Linked DNA regions of Homo sapiens: region 1 is linked to region 2. The links are chromatin loops, found by intact Hi-C in ENCODE. Cell type or tissue: IMR-90. All regions are shown on one strand. Each heading gives the region's core, and the rest is flanking DNA. Links, peaks and the distances in the headings are about the cores only.

Evidence for each region. Hi-C counts contacts between places; a loop is a spot of excess contacts. Peaks named below come from ENCODE experiments on the same cell type or tissue, not always from the same donor. Only the 100,000 strongest peaks of a DNase experiment are listed, where the experiment ranks them.
Region 1: it touches region 2 in a loop (6-fold over the local background); 2 of 110 quality-filtered maps call a loop at or near these places.

The regions. Positions count from the first base shown.
Region 1 is chr11:109,433,978-109,436,900 of GRCh38, forward strand. No RefSeq gene overlaps it. Among named protein-coding and RNA genes, the nearest start is that of C11orf87, 13 kb to the left of the region's middle. In IMR-90, for the core only: no CTCF peak of the experiment used is centred there; a DNase peak (open chromatin) is centred at 1,344.
Region 2 is chr11:109,937,913-109,940,835 of GRCh38, forward strand. No RefSeq gene overlaps it. Among named protein-coding and RNA genes, the nearest start is that of LINC02715, 120 kb to the left of the region's middle. In IMR-90, for the core only: a CTCF peak has its summit at 1,475 (motif pointing left); a DNase peak (open chromatin) is centred at 1,459; H3K27ac peaks cover 268 bases.

The DNA of each region.
Region 1 (2,923 bases), core at 163-2,662, 500 kb before region 2:
GGGCATATTAAAGTGCATGTTAGGTTACGGAACTGATGGGGTTGGTGATTCATAGATGCATGGTGTGAGGGAAAAGAGCAAAAAGGGGAGGAAAGGGCAGAGAATAGATTTATGCTTTCTATTTTGTGGCTCAGAGTAACCCCAGTTGGGTGCTGCTTATCTGTCATGACTTGGTGACAAAGTTAATAAAAGGGAGTTCAAAGGAAGCTTCTGGGCTTTGCTGGCACAGCCTTTGATGAGTTTGTCCCCAGACCACGTTCAGAATGTGGTGAAGCCTAGCACTATGGAGCAGTCTGCAATTTGCCGTGTGAGCTTCAAGAAGCAGCACTGTCACCATCTTGTAGTTCCTGGTAACTGCTACTCATAGTCTGTCATGTTGAAGGAGTGCTCCATATGTCTGGAAGTGTGTGTTCTGACATTAGCTGCTAGGCCATTTGTTGTAATTCTGAGGCATGCCTGCATAGAATCATGACATTACACAGGATCTAGTATAAACCTCACTTTACTCTTTTGGAATAAAGTGATTGGATAGGACCCCATTGACAGGAATAAGAATCAATATGCTGCTGAGAAGGAACCCATGGTGTTGAAGATGTTGAAAAGACAACACAGTCAGTAACGTGGAGAAATGGCCTGGGTTCAAATCTTGGCTCTGACACTTGGTAGGTATGAGACCTTGGAGAAGTTTCTGAACCTCTCCATGCTTCAGTTTTATGAAGGTTTATTGTGTGGTTTAAATTAGAAAACATGCAAATATCTAACAATAGTGGGCAATGAGTGTACGGTAGTCCCTGTTCTGGCTTCTTTTGTGAGGAATGGTTGGGGAAGGGCAGGAGTAATTTTCTGGTAGATTATTAATAGCAAACTCATGTTCTTTGTGCTCTAATGTCACATTCTAATCTCTAGCAAGGTGCCTGGCACGTAGCAGTTGTTTAGTAAAGATGCTGAATAAACAAGTGAATAAATGGATTGTAATCCTATGGACATATCCCTGATAAAGTACTCTGGTACTACTGTAAAAGGAGTCTTGCCAGAATCACTCCAGCAAAAGAAAGGCAAAAAACAACAGTATATTTGTAAGTCATCCGTTTCACTTGACTTCTGGATGGCATTAAGAGTGGCATCATTGGGATCTTTGGCATTGTTCAATAATCTATATCTTCAAGGAATTGTTTGGCAGATGCAGCATTTCTCCCCTAGCCTGCTTCTCTACACTCTGCTTGGCTGAATAGCCCAACAAAGCTTGCTTTTGGGACCCAAGCCGTAATACTTTTCATAGCCAGTACAGGAGCAGTGAGTCAGCCATAGGAACTGAAGCCAAATGGACATGTGTTGAAGGAAAAGGATCAGGTAATCCATCAGTCACCTGGCATTTGCTCAAGTCTTCCGCACTGAGGGAGATGCTAAAGAAGGCAGGGTTCCTTCTCTCAAAGAGTTTATGACTCAGTTAGGGATAAAAGACTTTCAGAATGAAATAATACAAGAAAACCAAGGTAAAATGGCAATTAGAAATAAAAATAAGCCCACACTGAGTGAACACAAACTGATCATTGATGATGCAATCTTCTTTTATTCTCATGTCTAGAATGGGAGCCCTAAGATTCTACTTACTTGTAGACAGAGAAATTCGCATCTGACAGCAGGATTTGAAGTTGAGGCAAGGAAAGGTCCAGGTTCTGTTCCTTCTGACTGGAAAGCATGTCACTGTCTCTCACTGGTTATGAAAACAACAAGCTTCTGGTAGAATTGCCACAATGCATCATTCCTCTTTTTAATCCTTCCACCTACCCCAGGGCACTCATATAGTCTCCAAACTGCCCAGTGTACTGCTCTGTGACCCACTCCCACTTGAAGGGCTGCCCTCTTATATTTAGGTTCATTATCTCTCTCTGAACATTCAAAATGAAAGTGTGCCCCTGTCATAGTAGCACCTGTGACCTACTCCTTATCTTCTCAGGACCATACTCTTTGCAACATTGAGCATGCATATTTGGCATTAATCCGCAATAGTGACTCAATGATTTAAGATAATTCTCATTTTCACAGAAGCCTCCAACACCTTAGGCAGGAGGAGATATTTTGGGGCACAGCTTTGGTTGCAGGAGGGTTGATGTGAGTACCCTTCCAATTCAATCAAGGGAATGACTATTCCCTGCTTAACTCTGCCTTTAGCAGCCAAGACCCAGGACATTTAAGACCTACAGAGTTCTCAGGTCCTGAAAAAAATGTAGCTCCCCAATCTATCCCTGCCATGTGATTTAATATGAAAACGATATAAAAACTGAACAATAAGGAGGTACATGACTAATAATGTTTTAATCTTAACCATGGCAATTATTTTAATGCCTTGTTAAAATAAGTTTTTATATTTTTCATGCTCAGTTTGCCTGATGGAAAACCTAGCTAGCATCAAACAGACCTTATGGAGTGACTTGGAAGCCTAGTGTTGCCTTTAGAAGATCTGATGGCTCATATTATCACTGAGGGACTGGGTGTGGAAAGTTTACCAACCAACCCTCTGAAGCTGCTGAGCTCAGCCCGAAGGAAGGGATATTGCTGGCTTCACATTAACGTGGTCCCTACTGTGCAAGACCACAGGGTCTTTGCAGGCCTGTTTGACACTGATTTCTACACACTTTCATTCGGGTTTGAGGGCCACCTTGGCTATGTGGACCATGAAAAGAAGCTCATTCCTGCAGTCCCTAATCAGTAGGCTTTTTGCCTCTTTGGAGGCCCGAGCTTCTCAGCAACTATTCCAAAGCAATCAGTCATCACTGAATTAGACTGCCTCTGGGTCACACCACCTGTTGGGCCTTCGGTGGAGTCTGCTCAGCCTTCACTATTTTTCCAGGAAGCCATCTGTACAAGATTTTTTTAAAAAGTTAGGGGCTCCAGGAAGGCCCTGTTTCAACACAGCAGAGAA
Region 2 (2,923 bases), core at 251-2,750:
CCTCCACCCACCCAGTTGCTCATCCTAAAGTTCATCCTTGACACCCTCTTTCCGTATCCCCAGTCTGCTCTCAGTCACCAAGGCCCACTCAATCTAACTCCCAAATGTCTCTCAAATATGCCAATTGTTTATGATACCCATTGCCACCACCCAAAGCCTCCTCTTTCTCCTGAACTGCTGACATAGCCACCTAATCAATCTCCCAGATCCACTCTTGCTGCCTTCAAGCCACTTTCCATACTGAAATAACAGGTCTCTTTCATAAAATGCAAGTCATATCAACCCTTGTCTTAAAACCCTCTAGTGGCCTCCCATTGTCCTTAAACACAGTGGGCTATAGTTTTTTCTTCTTTATATGGTTCTTGGGTTTTTTAATAAGTAAACTTAATTTTGTAAATACACAAGTTGTTTGGAAGTCAGTGAGTAACAGTGCAAAGATCCTATAATTTAAAGGCAAAGGACCTAGGTTCATGTCAAAGTTCCATCACTTAAAAGATGTATGACCTTGGGAAAGTTACTTAGCCTTTCTAATTTTTTTCTCATCAGTAAAATGGGTGTAATAACGATCCCCATATAACATATTGGTACAAAGAATAAATGAAATAATATATGTAAAAAAATTCTGCAACCTATAACCCATTATGCAAATGTTGCATAGTAACAATATCATCACCTAATAAGAAACATCTGCTAGCAGGTAAATGAAGAAAGCATTACTTAGGACATGAAAGAGTTAGCATGAACTAATAGTTGGGAAAAGCCCAAGTCCAAATACAGAAAAAAAAAATTTAATGAATTACTTTTAATATGCAGGAGATAAAGGAGTTCAAGACAGTGTAAAAAACGAGCCAAATGCTAAATATTTAAGGAGTGAGCAACATGAAAGATTAATCACTTACTTCTAAAGAACCTGAGATTGTACTATATTTTTTCTTCTTAATTTTTTTTATTTTACACCTTATTTGGAATATAGCACACTATTACTGATATTTTTTAATTACTTGTAAATATTTCAATATTATCGTCAGTATTGTGGGCAGGTGAGTATTATTTTTCTTTGAATGGGCTATTTTAAAACATTTACTGCATTGCTGACTATAATTTAATAATGCCTGAAGACAGATTTTTTTTCCTACAGGACTAATCCCCAATTCAATAATGAAATTCAGCAGGAAAATTTAGGGTTGCTTTAATGGAAATTAATTTTATGGCTTATAAAGAAAACAGAAATGCATTTACCTCATCAAACAAGAGACAAGTGTACTTGGAAAACCTTTTCTCCATGTGACATGAATACCAAGCAGGTTGAATTGATGAAGCAGCATTTAGCTAACCATGCTACTTTTCCTCTTTTATATTCTCTCTGCCTTTAATTCAGGTAACAGTGGAAAGCTGGAACTTGGCCATTTTCCTGCACAGTCCCCTTATGCAGAACCTTTTTCCGCTGAGGTGAAGGAATTCCTCTGCTGCCATCTAGTGCTTCTTAGAAAGACCTTTGCCAGTTTTAGTCAGATGGGTTGGTTTATATTTAGCTCCAAGTGTGGGATGGAGGGAAATGGGGGTGGGAATGGCAGAAAACTAAAACTTTTTTAGACTTTTTTTTTAAATCTATTGCATTAATTAGTAAGAGATTCTGAGTCACAGAGAACATTTATGGGCTTCTGAGCTAAATGTTTTATTTGCCTTTTTATATGAGCTACTTGAATACTGTATAAAGACTTGACAGAATTTCAAGTTCAAAAGATTGATGAGAGAGGTTGGGGTGAGCAGCCTCTCATTTCTTAAATTGTTCCATATAAGCATTTTTTAATGTACTGACATTCATAAAGCTGCTCAATCCAGAAGCCTGGGAGTCATCTTTGACATTTTCTTCTCCCTCATGGCTCCATCATCCATCCAACACAATAACACACACACAATAACACACAAACACAAATACACACACAAACTCTAAAAACGGTGGATTCCAGCTCCTAAAAGTCTCTCAAATCCATCAACTTCCTCGATTACCATTGACATTACACATGATATAACCTAAACATACTCATTAACATGAATTGGAATCATCCTTTACCCTCCTAATTTATCTCCTCATATCTAATATTCATGCAGCAACCAGAAATAACTTTGTTTAAAAAAAAACAAATGAAAAAATAAATTTGATCTATTGAAGTCCTGCTTAATATTCTTCAGTGATTTTTCTTTGATTTTAAGATAAATTCCAGACATTTTAACATAACCTAAAAATCTTTATGTGATCTGACCTCTGCCCAGATGATCTCCTGCCATTCTCCATCCATCCCTGTGTCACTGACACCAATCCTCTCTATTTATCCAAAGGACTAATCTTCTTATAGCCTCGGGGCCTTTGAACATGCTGTGCCCTGTGTCTATTCTGCATTCTGTCTTCTCACTAATCACAAGCCATCTTTATACTTTGTTACTTAATATCTATTTCTAGGCCAGGTGGGATGGCTCACACCTGTAATCCCAGCACTTTGGGAGGCTGAGGTGGGCAGATCGCTTGAGGTCAGGAGTTCAAAATCAGCCAGGTCAACATGGTGAAACCCTGTCTCTACTAAAAACACAAAAATTAGCCAGGCATGGTGGCTCACACCTGTAATCTCAGCTGCTACTTGGGAGGCTGAGGCAGGAGAATTGTTTGAACCCAGAAGGTGAAGGTTGCAGTGAGCCAAGATCGCACAACTGAGCTCCAGCCTGGGAGACAGAGTGAGACTCCAGCTCCAAAAAAAAAAAAAAACCCTATCTCTAAGCTCAAATTTTAAAGCCTATGAAGTCAGGTAACAAGTCTGTCTTATTCATTTCTATATTCAGGCCAAGATTGGCAATTAGTAAAAAATTTGCTAAATGAGTTAAAGAATTCATTATTGCCTCCTATAATTTTCGATTATTTTAAACAAGC